4 separate regions of the Mus musculus genome follow, and all the other regions are linked to region 1. The links are chromatin loops, found by intact Hi-C in ENCODE. Cell type or tissue: left cerebral cortex. All regions are shown on one strand. Region 1 overlaps Grm3 (glutamate receptor, metabotropic 3). Region 2 overlaps Grm3 (glutamate receptor, metabotropic 3). Region 3 overlaps Grm3 (glutamate receptor, metabotropic 3). Region 4 holds the start of Grm3 (glutamate receptor, metabotropic 3).

Region 1 (4,000 bases):
CTTTCATCATCTGTTACCAGGATGTGGTTAGAGCAGCCTTACACCTTTGTAGAGAAGATACAACATGCTAAGGCAGGAAAAGCCAATAACAGGTGCTGTACTGGCTAGTTTTGTGTCAACTTGACACAGCTGGAGTTATCACAGAGAAAGGAGCTTCAGTTGAGGAAATGCCTCCAACTGTAAGACATTTTCTCAATTAGTGATCAAGGAGGAAAGGCCCCTTGTGGGTGGGACCATCTCTGGGCTGGTAGTCTTGGTTCTATAAGAGAGCAGGCTGAGCAAGAAAGAAAATAATCATTTAAACTTAAATTTTTAAAATTTTAGGATACTGTGAAATACTGATTCCATTTCTTAAAAGCAAGTTACGCTATAATGTTGGTTCTTCAGAAAAATTATCTTTATTTTTTGTCTTTGCCATTAAAGCCAACAAGGGAAAAGGTTGTGTTCTCAAAGTGAGCTACAGAGATTTTAGCTTTCATGTGCTCTCCATATCTCCACCTTGTTTTAGGATATCTATTCCTTTCAGTTACAGACATTTGTGGCAAAACTCAGATGTGCCATCACTTTTGTATGTGCATCCCTGCATCTTCAGAAATATTGACCCTTTCATGTACTAATAAGACATCATTTTAAGATCCCACTTGAACCTTTGAGAAAAATTGGGAATTAGGCTGTCGGCTGTGACTTGCTTTGAGAGAATCTGAGGTGTCTGTTGGAGACAGACAGGGGAGCTGGTTCTGTTTGGTTCACCAGTGGGGCATCCCTTTTGGATGGTGATAGGATAGATTATTTGTTTGTTTGTTATTGTCTTGTTTTTATCTGAGGCTGAGGGCATGTTGAAATTAATGGGGCATACAAAGCTGGTAATAGGAAGACTGGGCAGGTAGGTCAGAGAATAAAATTCATCAGGCTGAGGCTCAGAAGCAGCTTTTGTGATCATCCAAGATCTAATGAGTTAGAAGGATGGCTTTCAGAGGGCTGAGACAGGAGGATTATGGAGTTGAATCTACCTTGGGCTATGCAGCAAGCTCACAGCAAGCAGGATGATATAATGAGATTTTTGTTCCTAAATAAATAAATCACAAAAGCAAACAAAAACAATAACAATATGCTTTAAAAACGAAGATGGGATACATTTGACTGGGGAAGCTGGCTACTGAATTGCATCAGGGTAGAGCTAGGAAGTCACTGGACTGTAACAAGGCAGAGGTTAGAGTAACTGGAAAACTGTAGGACATACAGTATAGATGGGATACAAACTTATGAATTGTGAATGTAGCACCTAGCTCAACTGGACTTGAACTACAGTACTGGGAAATCTGAGATTGGGGCTACTCTGACTGTAAATGAAAGGTGAGAATTTGTTTGATAGAGGTTATGACTGAGATGTCAAACTCAAGTTACTGCCATACATTTTTTAAGATTAAAAAAAATGAAGGAATGGTTTTCTTGTGTGTGTGTGTGTGTGTGTGTGTGTGTGTGTGTGTGTGTGTATGTACCACTTAGCTATTTGTCAAGGTATTCCATTGCCTTTTTGCATCCATGGAGATACGTTAATCTATGTCTTTCTACTCTAAAGGTATTCTCCGGCTCCACCGTGTCCAGCCTCCGTTAAGTTCTGCTCAAGAGACCTCCCTAACGATGCATATTGAGGAGCTGAGTCCTTATTATTTTGAAACAAACTGCTTCTGAGTAATTCTTCAGTTCTGTTCTATTAGTGGACTCGGTAGGCTCTTGCATATCACTAAGGGGAAATGTGTTTAAGTCCCGCTCGGGTCGGATTAGTTGATGTGGGATCCCTCTGATCCCCTGCCAGATGTCTATTCCCAGCTGGCGAAGATGCCCGCCTTCTTTTCAGTGCTTGCTGCTAATGCAGAACTTCCTGCCAGCAGGAGCTGGTTCCTTCAGCAATGAGGGCAGCATGCCCTCAATCAGCATTTAGATTCTTGTGTGAAGATATTCATGGGTGAAACTCCCCACTGCTCTTCATCTGCCTTCTGTTTTTGGAATTTCCCAGACATATCCTGAACTGTTAGGGTTTTGTGTGTGGTCACTGTAGGGTGAGGGTGGGATTGCTGACACAAATCAGAGAGACCGCTGAGCATAGATCCTGAACGCTTATAGACCTTGTTCCCATAGATTGTTCAAGTGTCAAGAAGGGGCTTACAGTGCTTGGCATGTGGCCCAGAAGATTGAATTAGAAAATGGCCCATGGGATGAGTGTTTTCCCTCCTGGAAAAGCACACAGTGCCGTGCTAGGAAGTGTGAGCTCCTGAGCCAGACAGCCTGAGTGAATTGTAATCTCAGCCACCACATTGGTTAGGGTAAGGGATAGAGCCTCCTGGATGCAGTAGGCTAATTACACCTTCTCTATGCATTTTGTATTCCTTGCTTTTAATGTAAGGATAATGACAGCAACTTTTTCACAGGGTTCTTGTGCAAATTAACAATGCTCAAAACAATGTTTGGCACTTGCTAAACATACAATTTCCTTCTTCTCTTCTTTTCTTCCCTAGCCTCCCACCCTTTATCTTTCTTCCTTCTTCTGTAACCCAAGTCTTTTTATTCTAGTCTTCTACTGCTAAGCTTTATCACCACCTCTATATAATTCATTAATAAGTAAACTAGTTGCATATAATCTAGGCTCAGTAAAATGAAAACACTTATTATTAGAGGTACTTAAGAGTCCTGTTTGAATTTTCAACCACTTACTAGCAGCTTACCATGATCCAAATACTATACTAATCACAGTAAACAAATATGTAATTTTTCCATTGTAGACATAGCTCCAAACTGGTTTACTTTGCTCCTTTGCTTTCCATAGCACCCTTGATTGATGATTGAGTACATATGTGCCATGAAAACCATCATCCACATATCTTATGAAGCAAGATGATGCTATATAATTTGATCAAGGTTCCATAGCCAAGAGCAGGACCAGAGTTTGAAATCAGAGAACGGTTTCAATGTTTGTGCTCTCATTTATAATAAACATTGCCTCTCATGATACTCTCCTTAATTCATCACTGTGATATTATGAGAAGATAATTATTGTTATGCTTATTATATAGATGATTGAACTAAACTTTTAGAGAAGTTACACACATTGCCTGTGGCATCACTGCAAAAGAAGCAGTAGATAGTTTCATTTAAACCAATCTTCTAAAAATGTGAAATAAAATGAAGATAAATTGGGGCAATCTGATATGTGAATATAGCGAAGGTGGAAGTGGGCAGGGAGAGAGACAACATATCTGTTATGAGGGATATTATGGAATACTCAAGATATAGAGTAGGTGGGGATGCTTGCGGATTTTCCAGAGAAGTATGTTTATAAAACCTTATCAAGAAATATTCTGTTTTTAGTCTTGCTATAGCACTAATTCTGTCTTCTAGGGAAGTACATTTCCTCAAAGAAGACTTAAAAAAGCAACAGAGATATGTTCGAAGTTAGAATCAGTGAAAAAAATTCTGAGTGCAAAATTGTATAACAACTTCTAAGTAAAAATATTCAGCCATATGGACAAGTCTTTAGAAGGAAATACAAAGCATGAAGCTACTTGCTTTGTTAGCAGAGCAACCTTGTGAATTATAAAACTATTTCCTTTTAATAATACTGATATCTGAAAGTTAAAGAATATAATTATTAAAGTCAACCCATGTGTTAATTGGCTTATGATCAAGATCATGGGTCTAGTGTACTTGTGTGACCTCTAATTAATCTGCCATTTAACTATAGAGTACATTGTCAGTAGTTCATACATGGCCAGGTGAGGCATGCACTTCCTCAGCACTATCTTCCTATGTGTCCCTTCTACTTCATTCATGACCTTTCTTTTTGCTCATCTGCAAACTGATACTGCATATAGAGTCTTTCCTTTTTGGCCTATACCAGATAGTGCTCATCTTTTCCCTGAGTCTTCCTTGTGAATTAAACCCCAAAGAGTGCCTTCACTTTCAATAATAAAAGAATATCACACAATATTTGGATAGTAGAATT
Region 2 (4,000 bases), 170 kb before region 1:
TGCTAAGATTTACATGATCAGACTAGCTTTCCTTTTTTTTTTTTTTTTTTTTCCCCAACTGAGCCAAGGTAGAAAATCCAGAGCAGCCAGGAGAGTCATCAAACATCTTTTGAGAGTTTTTGTTTGTTTTTTGTGTTTTTTTGTGTTTTTGTTTTTGTTTTCTGAGACAGGGTTTCTCTGTGTAGCCCTGGCTGTCCTGGAACTCACTCTGTAGACCAAGCTGGCCTCGAACTCAGAAATCTGCCTGCCTCTGCCTCCCAAGTGCTGAGATTAAAGGCATGTGCCACCACTGTCCGGCCTTTTGAGAGTTTTATGTATGACTTGATTTACCAAATTTCTCAAAGCATCTATGAGATGGGGAAGGCTTTGGCATACTCATTTGAATTGCAGTTATTGGCTAAATGATCATTAGTAGCTTTTGCAGCTCAAGTCTCTGTGATCATTTCTCTTATAGAACATTGTAAAGAGACTAAGCGCTGGAAAAGAGTAGTTATGAGTTGAATACAATGGCAATATTAAGCAGGAGGAAGAAGAGGCAGAAGCCTCTAGTCCTTGTAGGCTTACTTATGATCACTGCAGACAGTTCTCATCCTCTCTGAAGGAAGATGTGGAAGAGTTGCACTGAAATTCTCAGCTGCTGTGGACTTTTCAAAGGGAAGCATAGATTGACATCTATTTGAATTGGATGCACTTTGTTTATTTTGCCTGCAAGGAGATGGCTTAACTTTCTGAGAGCTCTAGGCTCCTCATGCATTCTCCAATGATCCATGTTTATAATATAATTCTGCCTGCGGTGGGGATGACCGTCAACTCACTGTGTGTTACCAATAACTTGTTGACTTGTCTGGCCAGGCTGTTACACAGTGTCATCATGAGACTTTTTGAATCTACAGTGTAAGGCATATGATACCATTATTTTTCTGGAGTTTCATTGTAGAGAAGGAATTTGTGCATTACATGGTATATTTAAGCTTATAGTTGCATTCAGATCTCAACAGTGCTGTGTGCTCTGCCCATTAGAATACTGTCAAAGACACAATCATTAGTAAACACAAATTTTTGTTCTCTTCTGCTGACTTTCTCTTGCTGCCACTCTAGAAATTTAGGCAATGTGTCTAGGAAACTGTTTAGTTAATCTCTTTATACTATTTACCTCACTTTGCAAAGTAGAAATGCTTTGTGATAAAGACGAGTGTCTATTAATGGAGCAACCCACACATTACCACAAAGACAGCTGACTTTCGGAGTAAAATTTGGACAGAAAGTCAGTCTGCACCTGGCTAGAGTTCCTCTAAGACCCAGATCTGGGCATCATTATTTACTCGAAGCCTCTTGGCTAATTGTAATGATAGTGACGTTTCTACATGTACATGATCACTCTGGGAAAGAGAACTATACACCCCCATAGGACCAAGTTTGCATACTTAATAGCTCTGTAAAACCATAGGGCACACTTCATTTCTCACCTCAATGCTGATGTATGCTGATTCTAAACCATTTGAGTGCTGTCTGTCTGACCTGTATAGCTCCCAAAGGGTTTTGCACTGTATAAACTCAAATATGTCTACTGTGTCTCCTTCAACATTATGTCCTTCCACTTACACCCCCAGTATGTTGTCTTGGTTTTTTATCTTTGGGAACCAGCTCTAAGAATCTCCTTTACTCCCAAGCAGAACAGAGTAAAGAGTGGCCTCTTTTCTTTGGAATTTCATTATATAAGGTGTTTGCTGAAGTGGGTGGGTGTAGGAGCAGCGTTGAAAAAATGAGTTTAAGATGTCAAGAGCTCTAAGTTATACTTCCCTTGGAAGGAGCAGTCCTTGCGTGGCCAGGTGACTCTGTTCTCAAAATGATTTCCATGGAGAGTTCTAGTGGGAGCCTAGGAAACAGCTGTATAAGCATGTGGCCACTGGTATCCCAGGTAATACCTGCACAGGTATGTGGCCAGTGGTATCATGGAGCAAAGCATGGGGATTGCTGCTGTCTGAATCCAGGGTCAGCGCCACTCTGAAGGTCATGAATTAAGCTCTCTCTGAGCTGCCTAATATGAGATGAAGCCAACAAGCATGCTTGCTGTTACTTTCTCAGAAACTGCCTCCTGGATTACCTCTGTTGAAAAGCTTATGTTTTCTGTTATAAGCCAGATTTTGTCTTTGTCCCAGATTATAGGAATCAGCATATCTGAGTGGAGTCAAGAAATCTCTACTTCAAATAGGTTATTTATATACAATCAATTGGGAGTCATTAACCCGTGGGTCTAATTAAAGAAGAGTTAAGTTCTATTTTTATTCTGACTTCCACTGTATATAATAAAATAGATACAAAAAAGAAGGATTTTTAGCCATAACAATATACAGAATATTTCTTGGGGGTGAGTTCCTTCAAATGCCTTTATTCATAACCCTACCTCCATGCTGACATCTGAGTTTGGCCATACTTTTCTGTGTTTATAGCAACTTTATATAAACAGATACTTTCTTGTTGATAATGACCTTAGCTTCTGAGAAGAGTCTGACCAAAGCTCCAAAGTGATGTGCTGTATCTGCCTTCCACTGTCTCAACAAAGAACAAAGGAGGAATTAATTTGGCTGTTCCTTGAAGCCACTCCAATCCCTGAAAGAGTTCAGCACTGGGGTCACTTAGGATTTGGAGAGTGTAGCATAATAAAAAGCATCCACAGATTTCTTGGGAGTTGGTTTAGTCCCTTTTAGTTGCTTTTTAAAATCTGGGCAGGTCGTGTCCTATCCTTGAATAGATACCGCACAGGCCATCATGTGTGGGTTCCCCAGCTGGCAGGTTTTGGCTGGTGCTTTCCCAGAGCATACTCTCTGAAAGCTCATGTGGGGAGTCTTCCCACCAGGGTGCTAAGCATAGGTGTGAGACTAAGATGCTGCCTCCAGATCAACTCAGTCTCCGCAGGAGCACCGCAGGAGGATGCCAAGAAAGGCATTATGAAGCAGATGAGCTGCCCACCCAAGGCCTGGCTGAATTCCCGAATCACAAAGCCAAAGGAGGTGACAAATTGTTGTTTAAAACCCTTTGGGCTATGAAACTTGTGTAGAAATAACTAAACATTAAAGACAGAAGTAGACAGCTCTGCTTCTTCTCTATTTGCTCTCAGCTATGTGAGGTGTATTTTTTATTAGATATTTTCTTCATTTACATTTCAAATGCTATCCCAAAAGTCCCCTATTCTCCCCCCCCCCCAACTCCCTTACCCACTCACTACCACTTCTTGGCCCTGGCTTTCCCCTGTACTGGGGCATATAAAGTTTGCAAGACCAAGGGGCCTCTCTTCCCAATGATGGCCGACTAGGACATCTTCTGCTACATATGCAGCTAGAGACACAAGCTCCAGGAGGTATTGATTAGTTCATATTGTTGTTCCTCCTATAGGGTTGCAGACCCCTTCAGCTCCTTGAGTCCTTTCTCTAGCTTCTCCATTGGAGGCCCTGTGTTCCATCTTATAGATGACTGTGAGCATCCACTTCTGTATTTGCTAGGCACTGGCATAGTCTCATATGAGACATCTATACCAGGGTCCCTTCAGCAAAATCTTTCTGGCATATGCAATAGTGTCTGCATTTGGTGGCTGATTATGGGATGGATCCCCAGGTGGGGCAGTCTCTGGATAGTCCATCCTTTCGTCTTAGCTCTAAATTTTGTCTCTGCAACTCCTTCCATGGATATTTTATTCCCTATTCTAGGGAGGAATGAAGTATCTACAAGTTGGTCTTCCTTCTTGATTTTGTTGTGTTTTGCAAGTTGTATCTTGGGTAGTCTAGGTTTCTGGGCTAATATCCACTTATCAGTGAGTGCATATCAAGTGACTTCTTTTGTGACTGGGTTAATGAGGTGTATTTCTTTTACTGATGGAGAAAATCCAAAATCAGCAATAGCATCACTAACAATCATCCAATGGAATAAATTATCAGTATAGCACTTATTGGAAAACAAGTGTTACATTTGTCTTTGGATGTCTGTAAAATATTGGTTACAGGAT
Region 3 (4,000 bases), 92 kb before region 1:
TTAAGAGATTCTGATATGAATGATAATTTACTAGTAACCAATCCTCCCATACCCCACTGTGTCTGCTTGTTTCTATATGCATGGATATACATAGAGGATAAGAAATGTCGAATCTTCAGTGCTTCCTGTCATCATCCTAGTGGTAAGAGGTCACATCTATCAGACGGATGAGAAGGACGCTGACCCGACTCACTTCCATTACTTTTGCCCTTTAGGGAGAATAAAGGGTAGGAAATAAACAAAACTTCCCAATGGAATATGCGTGCCTATTTTCAAGGCTGCCATCAAATGTATGGGAATTTTGGAATAGAAGCCTCTGACTGTGGGTCCTCCCTCACCACACTCAGTAATGTGGCAGTGTTTGAGTTCTGGTTGACCACCTACAAAGGGTGTGGGAGAATTCCTGCTGCTCCAGATCATATGATTTAAGCATATAAACTTCCAGTTCTTGGGTGAAGAACTGAAATTGATTGTGCAGATCAGAATCATTGCTCGATGACATAGGGGACTTTCAACAGTGTAGGCATGTAAGTACCTTGGATCACTATAGTAAATGCTTACAACCTTATGATTTGGCTTTAAGTCCTGAGAGCCATAGACTGTCACTGAGCTGATACCACATGTGAGAATGCAAACCTAAAGTCTGTGTTTTTAATGTTAATAATGCAAAATTGAATTTAGAAATATTTATGCCATATTTGGAAGTAGGTTAAGAAGAGCAGAATTCATTTTGCAGGCACTTGCATAGTTACCTTTGACCAGAATTACTCCAGTCTTCAATTTGCTTCTATTAAGGATCACAGAGAAAGTTGTGTTTTATAATATAATTTGAGAGAACCCACAACTTCTAAAACCCCAAGGGAATATTTCTGTATAAACAGAATAAATAAACCACAGTGCTTGGGAGTCACCATGGTCTGGTTGCCTTTCCTATTCTGTCCCTAATTAGGCTCTGGGAAAAGTGACTTTTTCTCACCCACTGTGACAGTTATGAGATTCTTTTGCTCAGATCCCTCACAAGGAGAGCTTAGAATTCATGTCCCTTACACAGTTGCCAATTCCGCAGCAGAAGATTAAATGCCCCTATCATATGTGTCATATCCCGCAGCTATCAAAAAAGAGAGTCAGTGTAGCATGGCCCGTTCCCGGCGGCTGCCGCAGTGGGACCCATCAAGCGAGCCTAGGGGCCTTTCAGTTTCATGTAGCGTACTAGCCAACATATTCGTCAAAAATGAACAAGACTATCAAAGAGCTATCATTGCACTATGTCTTGGGATATTTAAGATTATGAGCCCTCCTTTTGTGTGGCTCTAAACTTCTAAAGCAAGGATGTCTCTTTAGGAGCAGAAACCTTTGGCTCCTGGTTGAGTCCACTTGTTCATATTACAGAAGACAAAGGCCCACTGCTTACCTGTGAAGTTGATTTTCAGCAAATAATCTTTGTACAACTTCTTTCCATCCAGGATCTTCATTGCATCACAGAGCTTGGTGGTGTTGGGACAGAGGGTGCGTTGCATTTTGTGCAGCGCATGCGCCATGGCATACACTGCATTCACCACAAACATGATCTTGGATTCTTGTTCATAGTTGCTGCTGTCAATGGCCAGGTGCTTGTCACAAATCTGTCTGTGGTTTCTCTTGTTCTGGAGGCTGCACTGGAACTTCTGCTCCCAGAAGTCTCGGAACCAGGGGTTACGATGATTGTTGTAGGGGTTGAGGCTCTGGAAGTAGCGATCAAACTGACGAACAGGGTGGGACGCCAGCTCCAGGGTGATGGCTCCATAGGCGACGTGCTCACTGCCCTTGACAATGCTCTCCTGTGCACCCCAGCCATCGCTGGCCACCCAGGTGAAGGAAGCATTCACGCGGCTGGCTGCAGCGATCAACTCTCGTGAGTCATCACTGCGCATGAACAGGACCACAACTCGCGCGTTAGGTTTCTGCAGGAGCTCACGGATCACGCTGTCGTAGGACTTGCGGATGTTGGAGCGCCCCACCTTTTCAGCAGTGGCGATGCAGATGTTGCGTAGCCTTGCTTCCTGCTCGAAGGCCTCAATCCCTGTCTCCCCATAGTCACCTTCAGAGGCAACAGTGGACACATAGGTCCAGTTAAAGTAGCGCAAGATCTCGGCCATGGCTTTGGCCTGGTAGAAGTCAGGGGGCACGGTCCTGGCAAAATAATCATAGCGCGATTTGTCGCTGAGTTTGGCACTGGTGGAGGCGTAGCTTATCTGAGGGATCTGGAAGAGCCTCAGCAGGTTTGCCACCTGAGTGGGGAGAAAAGAGAGTCACCATTTTAAAAACGTAGAAGCAAATGACTATGTGCAAGAAATCGTTACACCATTCACATCTGTTACCAGCTTCTTTTTCGTGTAGAGGTCGGCTTTTGAGCCTTTACCAGATGATTTCCTGGGTACCATGTTTAGATATAGGGAGCAAGCAGGTCCAAAGCAGGTAGTGTTTGTTTTTGAGAAGAGCATGATGAAAAATGGGAGGCCACCACGGCTGGACCTTCTTAAGTTCTGTGCTAGACTCTAGACTAATGAAATCTGCTCAGAGGCTCTGAACGTGGTCGTTTTAAGTTCCCTGGGTCCTGCTATAGCTCAGTAGACAATGAACTACAGTGAAGCGGCCAAATTCGGTTTTCAGACAACTTGGCTGTGGTTGTATAGAAAGAGCCTGGGTGTTTAATTCTCACTTCCCCCTCTTTCGCTAAAAATGGCAGTCTCTGAAAGAGTTTAATTTGGGAACTGAGTGCCACATGGACAATCCAAATTAGACATTTATTATCTAGGTTAAGCAAAAGAAAAAAATCTACTTAAATTCTATTGAGATCATTCAATTTTTTAGGTATATAATTTGATAAACTTCTGAAATTACAGTAACTTTTTCTTTGCTTTGTTTTTTCTTAAAATTTGTAAAAGGAGAGCATGCAGATATGCTCTTTTTATGGTATTTTTGATTAAAATTCAAATAAAGAAGTATTGATGACATTGTTAAGAATGACTGAGTACTCTGACGTATTTCAAGCCTATGCTGAATAAAAAATTTTGATTTTTTTTATAAGTTAACTACAAACATTTCACTATTTTTTATTATAGGACAAAAGAGGAAGTGGTCCTAGTTTATCAAGAAGTATTGCATGAAATATTTTGAAAATATATTTTGTTACACATATCAAGATAGATTACATTCATATCTAGTAAGAAATTCGCTTTTAGCCAGGTGATCTAAGATGCCTTTAATCTCAGCACTTGGGAGGTAGAGGCAGGCATATGTCTCAGTTTGGGGCCAGCCTGGTCTACAGAATGAGTTCCAGGACAGCCAGGGTCACATACAGAGAAACCCTGTCTTGAGAATAAATAAATATAAATAAATAAACACAAATAAAATTTGTTTTTATTCTTCTTGCTTTGAAAAGTTCTGCCTTTACTGACATTAAATTACATAATCCTGTGTCAACTTTAATAAAACAAGTTGACTATTTCAGAAAACTATATGTTGGAGAAAGCTTAGGTACTTTGAAAATTTTTTTCTTTTGGCAATTGAAGTTTTGTGTTTACATAAAACATACAGAGAGAACAGCTTGAAACAGGTTGTTCTGAGCACAATGCAAGCAACATGAAGCAATGAATAGCTGACTCCCGGTTAATCCTCATTTCACGTAGCAAAGGAAACCAACAGCCTAGCTCATATACATCTACACAGCATGGTATTGGAGATCTGGCCTGGTATAAAAAACAACCCTGATATAGTCAGGGCTATCAAACATAGTTTCCACTTCGAGTAATTCTTACTTAACTTCTATAGGACAGCTGGAAAAATCTGACACATGGCACACCAAATAGTGAAAAATTAGAACCTCGAGAGAAGGCAAACGGTTGGATGAATAGGTAGAACGCAGTTCTTCTCTGCTAAGGACTGGAAACTTCCGTGCAGAATGGCTTGCACACACTGGCTGATCAGAGCACGGAAATACTTTTTCTTTACTCAGGGTAAG
Region 4 (4,000 bases), 64 kb after region 1:
TTCTTTTTTGGCTCAAGTCAAAAAGAGCAAAGGGCAGCGAGTTAGGGCTAATTTCCAAGCACGTTTGCTGGTGGGTGAACCTCTGTCTGCCCCTGGCTGCGGAGCTTATCCTGGCAGCACCAGGGGGTCCTGCTGACCGCTATCCTCCTGCCTGACAACCTCCACACCCACATGCAGCTACCAGTGTGTGAGCCACACATCACAGGGTTCCTGTGCACAAAGCCTTATAAAACCCCCAAGCGCAAAGCTGGATGGAGGCGGTTGGAGAATGAGACCTGTCTCTCTAATTAGTCCCTCTACCTCTCCTTCTCTGGCTGCAGATCTATGCTCTGAAATTGGCCCCTTCTTGAAGGGACAGTAGCGCGCGCACACACAAACTCACTCTCTCACTCACACCCACATTGCTCCTATGACCCACGTTTTCCACCCCCTGGCAGATAGATATGTAGGGACTGGTCCGTGCTCTGCCTCAACTTTCCTCGCTTTGCCTGCCCCACGCGGCACCCGAGCTCCTGCGCCCTGGCTGGGCACCCTCCAGAGGGGCAGGTCCCCTTCTGGGCTGCTTACCTCGCACGGTCAACTCCTGGCAGGAACTGAAGCTGACCGCGGTGGTAGCGGCAGCGGTGAGCCTGCACCCAAGCTCTGGCTCATGGTTGGTCCTCTTCATCCGACACAAAAGAGGGAGCTTGCTGCCTTTGTCCTTTCTAAATCCAAGGGAGAACTTATTTTGCCCCTGAAATGGCCAACTTGTGCGCGAAGCTTCCTGTCACAGTGCCCCCTGCCCCCGCCCCCGCCCGGCTGCGCGCTGGACCACTGCCCGGTGGCCCAGCATCCAGGCCTCCGAGTCAAGGAGGAGTGGGAAAAGGGAGGGCTAGAGGAGAAGAGCAGGAGGAGGTTGGGAAGAAGGGGACCCAGTGGTCTTCAGCAGAAGGGAGGGGAGCTTTAGAGCCCAGGCGCCCTCCTCCTCTTTGCAGCCAAACCCACTTCCTGGGCTCACAAGCAACTTTCCTTCACCTTGGCCAGGCAGAAACAGTCGCATCTAACTGGGACTCAGGCAGAGAGGCACGGACCTTCTGACATCCTCTCCTCCTCATTCTTCTCCTTTCCTTTCTCCTCCTTTCCCTTCCCCCTTCTTCCCTCCGTTTATAGGGGTGTAGCTGCAGAGTCTTCAGTGAGCTACTGTACCTAGACCCAAAGGTTACAATACAGAAAGCCTGGCGGGGTTGAGAGCTTCTCTGCCCCAAGGTTTGCAGTCCTTAGGCAATGCATACAAAGGTTGGTGAATTTCGGAGCAGTGGCGTGAAGGGGCGTGGGGAGGTAGAGTGGGAGGTGGCTCCAACTTTGAAGCTCTGCTAAGGCTCACGGCACGCGGGTGGGCAGGGACCTACAGTCATTCCTAGTAAGAACTCTCCTGTGGTCCCTATGTAAAAGGCTGACTACTCTTGGAGGAGACGGCGAAAGAGGGAGCAGTGTGAGCGAGTGAACCCAGGAGGCCGATACGCAGCTTTGCCCCACACGCGGTTCAACTGCACATTGCGAACCCCTGGGGAGGCTTGTGCAGCACAATCTCTGGGTCAGCAGGGAGGGAGACGCTCCTGTTTCCTAGCAACGCTCATCAATCTTCTCGGGATAGCTCCCTCTGAAGGAATTCGATTGGATAGCCCCTTGAGAGAAGCCACGCCCCTTCAAGAATGCTGGGCTGCTGCTTTTTCGCATTCTCCCAAATTTCTTAGGTGGAAAAAGATTCTAGGGAAGTGCTTAGATAGTCTCTTCTTTCTTATCCTCCGGTGCAACCACACTGACCCCTTGGAGCTAACCTTTTCCAGTTTCACATTAATCTTTCTCTAGTCCTACTTTTTTGTTAAGAGGGTCTTCACAGAACCTTTTCTTTCTTTTTAAAATTAAATAAATAAATGCCTCAAATCGGTGACGTAGGCACAAAGAAAAAAAAAAAAGAAAAAAAAAGAAAAACAGCACACGGAAATAGCTTCAATAGACCGGGAGCTAGAGATAGCTTCCTAAAGGAAAAACCCCAGCTTATCATTCTGTGACTAGAAATGCGTTGTGCTCAGTTTCAAAACTGAAATTTCATTAATTTTTCCATCCTGGTGTAGTAACTTTATATTAACCCAGGACTGAGTTATACGAAGCTAGACTCAATGAAACAGAAGGCTTTAAATGCTAAATCCTTTAATATTTCATGCTAAGTTGTTTAGCAACTATTTTCTCTCATAGCTCAGCCAGAACACGTAAACTACAGAAATGCTTTACCGCTGGTGCTTTTAGAAGAATGTTGATATTTAAAGGACACACGTGCTTAGATAGCTCATTGTGCATGCCACTAAAATTTGGGATATATTAAAAAACAAAATGCTGGTGTACAGTGAAATGTTTGCAATGCCCATATTTTAACATTTTAATAGAATTGCCAGAAAGAAAGGAAAAGTAATTTCCCCTTTTTGTTTCATTATAATTAGTTAACATGCGCTATTCACCCACAAACCTACTAGAAACTCCTGAGACAACTTTTAACCATTTCTGCTCAATAGACTCATGACCATCAAGGATATAGGACATGAACAATGGAGACGATAAATATGTGCATATTGTTAGGAAACCATACTGGCCCTTTAGGAATGTTCCAGAAGTTATCACCATGCATTTGTAAGACATTATCATAATCAGTTGAAATTAAGAGTAGAAGAGATCCCATGCTTTCATCTCATTAAAAAAAGAAAAGTCTGTTGTGCTTGCAAAAAGGAAGTGCTGATGTCTGGGCTGACTTGCATCTCTGCAGCCTCTTTGTAGGCTGCATATCACACTGGGGCTTACAATGAACAGAGGTTGACATAGTGAGGCAAACTAGCAATCTGGTATCAATTTTGGTTCTATGGGACAGGTCCCCATCATTCTAAACCCAGGGGAAAAAAGGAAAAGAGAAGTGAAGATGAGACTGACATTTGTTGATCACATTATTTGAATTTCAATTCTTAGTTTTTCATCTTTCTTAACTGATTTGCTTCTAACACTGTACTTAAAAAATACTTCATCTGGGTTCTACAATCTATAAATCAGGAGAAATGTCTCCTTTCTCAGAATTATGTCAAAATTTGCTCTTTCTAATAGTCTATAAATACTAATTATTACTATTAGTCTCTGGTTTGCAGTTAACCAATGACATTAGGATTGGTTAGCATATAGAACACTTGATTGAAAACGAAATAGTCTTGAAATTTAATGCTTAACAATTTAAAAAGATGGCTGGCTACAATATAGCTCTGCCTTTCTGTTTATAAGTGAGTGTGTGCATTTTGAGAGTTAAAACCCCCCAGGGATAAAGCTGAACAATAACTCCTGACTAGAAGACATGGCGATTAAGAAGTACATTTTTATTTTCCCCCATTCTCCTCAAGTATTCTACTGGGCTTCATTTTAAATCAATTATTATCCACCCTTAAGTACTTCTGCTGAAGCATTTTCATATTTAGCATGTAAGCTATTCTCTCTAGGTTATATTCTTTACTAAGTTGTTTAAACTTTACTAATTTATGAGCATTTCTTTGGGTGATTAGTTATGTTTAAGAATTTATTCCTATGACTCTTGACAGTTAATGAGCTGCCTTCTTGTATATTTTTTATTTAAACATGGTACATTAAGTATGCCATCTTTACCAGCAATACCGAAAGTGGGTGACCTATGATTTTTAATTACAGACTTTCCTCTTGTCCTTTTCTGTTACTAGCATTTCTCCATGCCAAATCCCAACGAACTCAACAATTTTATTGTGATTTCTCTGGCCAGTCAGGGATGTATAGTTTTGATCATGTGTGGTGATAAGGTATCCAGTTCATACTGCACAATTCTAGTTTGTGTCTGTCAGTCAGTTGTATTTCTCATTGTCATATTGGTTCTCAAAATGATCAGGTTTGGTTTGTCAAATGGCTGTCTGATCCTCCTGACCACTTGCCTCAGCATTCATTCATTTGTTTCATCTGGTCT

The links. Hi-C counts contacts between places; a loop is a spot of excess contacts. Peaks named below come from ENCODE experiments on the same cell type or tissue, not always from the same donor. Only the 100,000 strongest peaks of a DNase experiment are listed, where the experiment ranks them.
Region 2: a loop joins it to region 1, with 5 times the contacts of the local background. A loop is called at or near these places in 2 of 42 quality-filtered maps.
Region 3: it touches region 1 in a loop (4-fold over the local background); 4 of 42 quality-filtered maps call a loop at or near these places.
Region 4: a loop joins it to region 1, with 4 times the contacts of the local background. A loop is called at or near these places in 2 of 42 quality-filtered maps.

Annotation. Positions count from the first base shown.
Region 1 is chr5:9,660,228-9,664,227 of GRCm38, forward strand. All of the region lies in intron 1 of Grm3 (glutamate receptor, metabotropic 3), which reads right to left. Among named protein-coding and RNA genes, the nearest start is that of Grm3, 63 kb to the right of the region's middle. In left cerebral cortex, no CTCF peak of the experiment used is centred here; DNase peaks (open chromatin) are centred at 1,856, 2,191 and 3,307; H3K27ac peaks cover 2,453 bases.
Region 2 is chr5:9,492,804-9,496,803 of GRCm38, forward strand. The region is part of intron 5 of Grm3 (glutamate receptor, metabotropic 3); the gene reads right to left. Among named protein-coding and RNA genes, the nearest start is that of Mir879, 120 kb to the left of the region's middle. In left cerebral cortex, no CTCF peak of the experiment used is centred here; DNase peaks (open chromatin) are centred at 1,715 and 2,882; H3K27ac peaks cover 1,581 bases.
Region 3 is chr5:9,568,508-9,572,507 of GRCm38, forward strand. It overlaps Grm3 (glutamate receptor, metabotropic 3), which reads right to left. Exons shown (of 6, transcript NM_181850.2): 3 at 1,412-2,267. Among named protein-coding and RNA genes, the nearest start is that of Grm3, 150 kb to the right of the region's middle. In left cerebral cortex, no CTCF peak of the experiment used is centred here; DNase peaks (open chromatin) are centred at 2,181 and 2,666; H3K27ac peaks cover 3,332 bases.
Region 4 is chr5:9,724,563-9,728,562 of GRCm38, forward strand. It overlaps Grm3 (glutamate receptor, metabotropic 3), which reads right to left and starts at 790. Exons shown (of 6, transcript NM_181850.2): 1 at 568-790. In left cerebral cortex, a CTCF peak has its summit at 1,628; DNase peaks (open chromatin) are centred at 339 and 1,596; H3K4me3 peaks cover 2,356 bases; H3K27ac peaks cover 2,335 bases.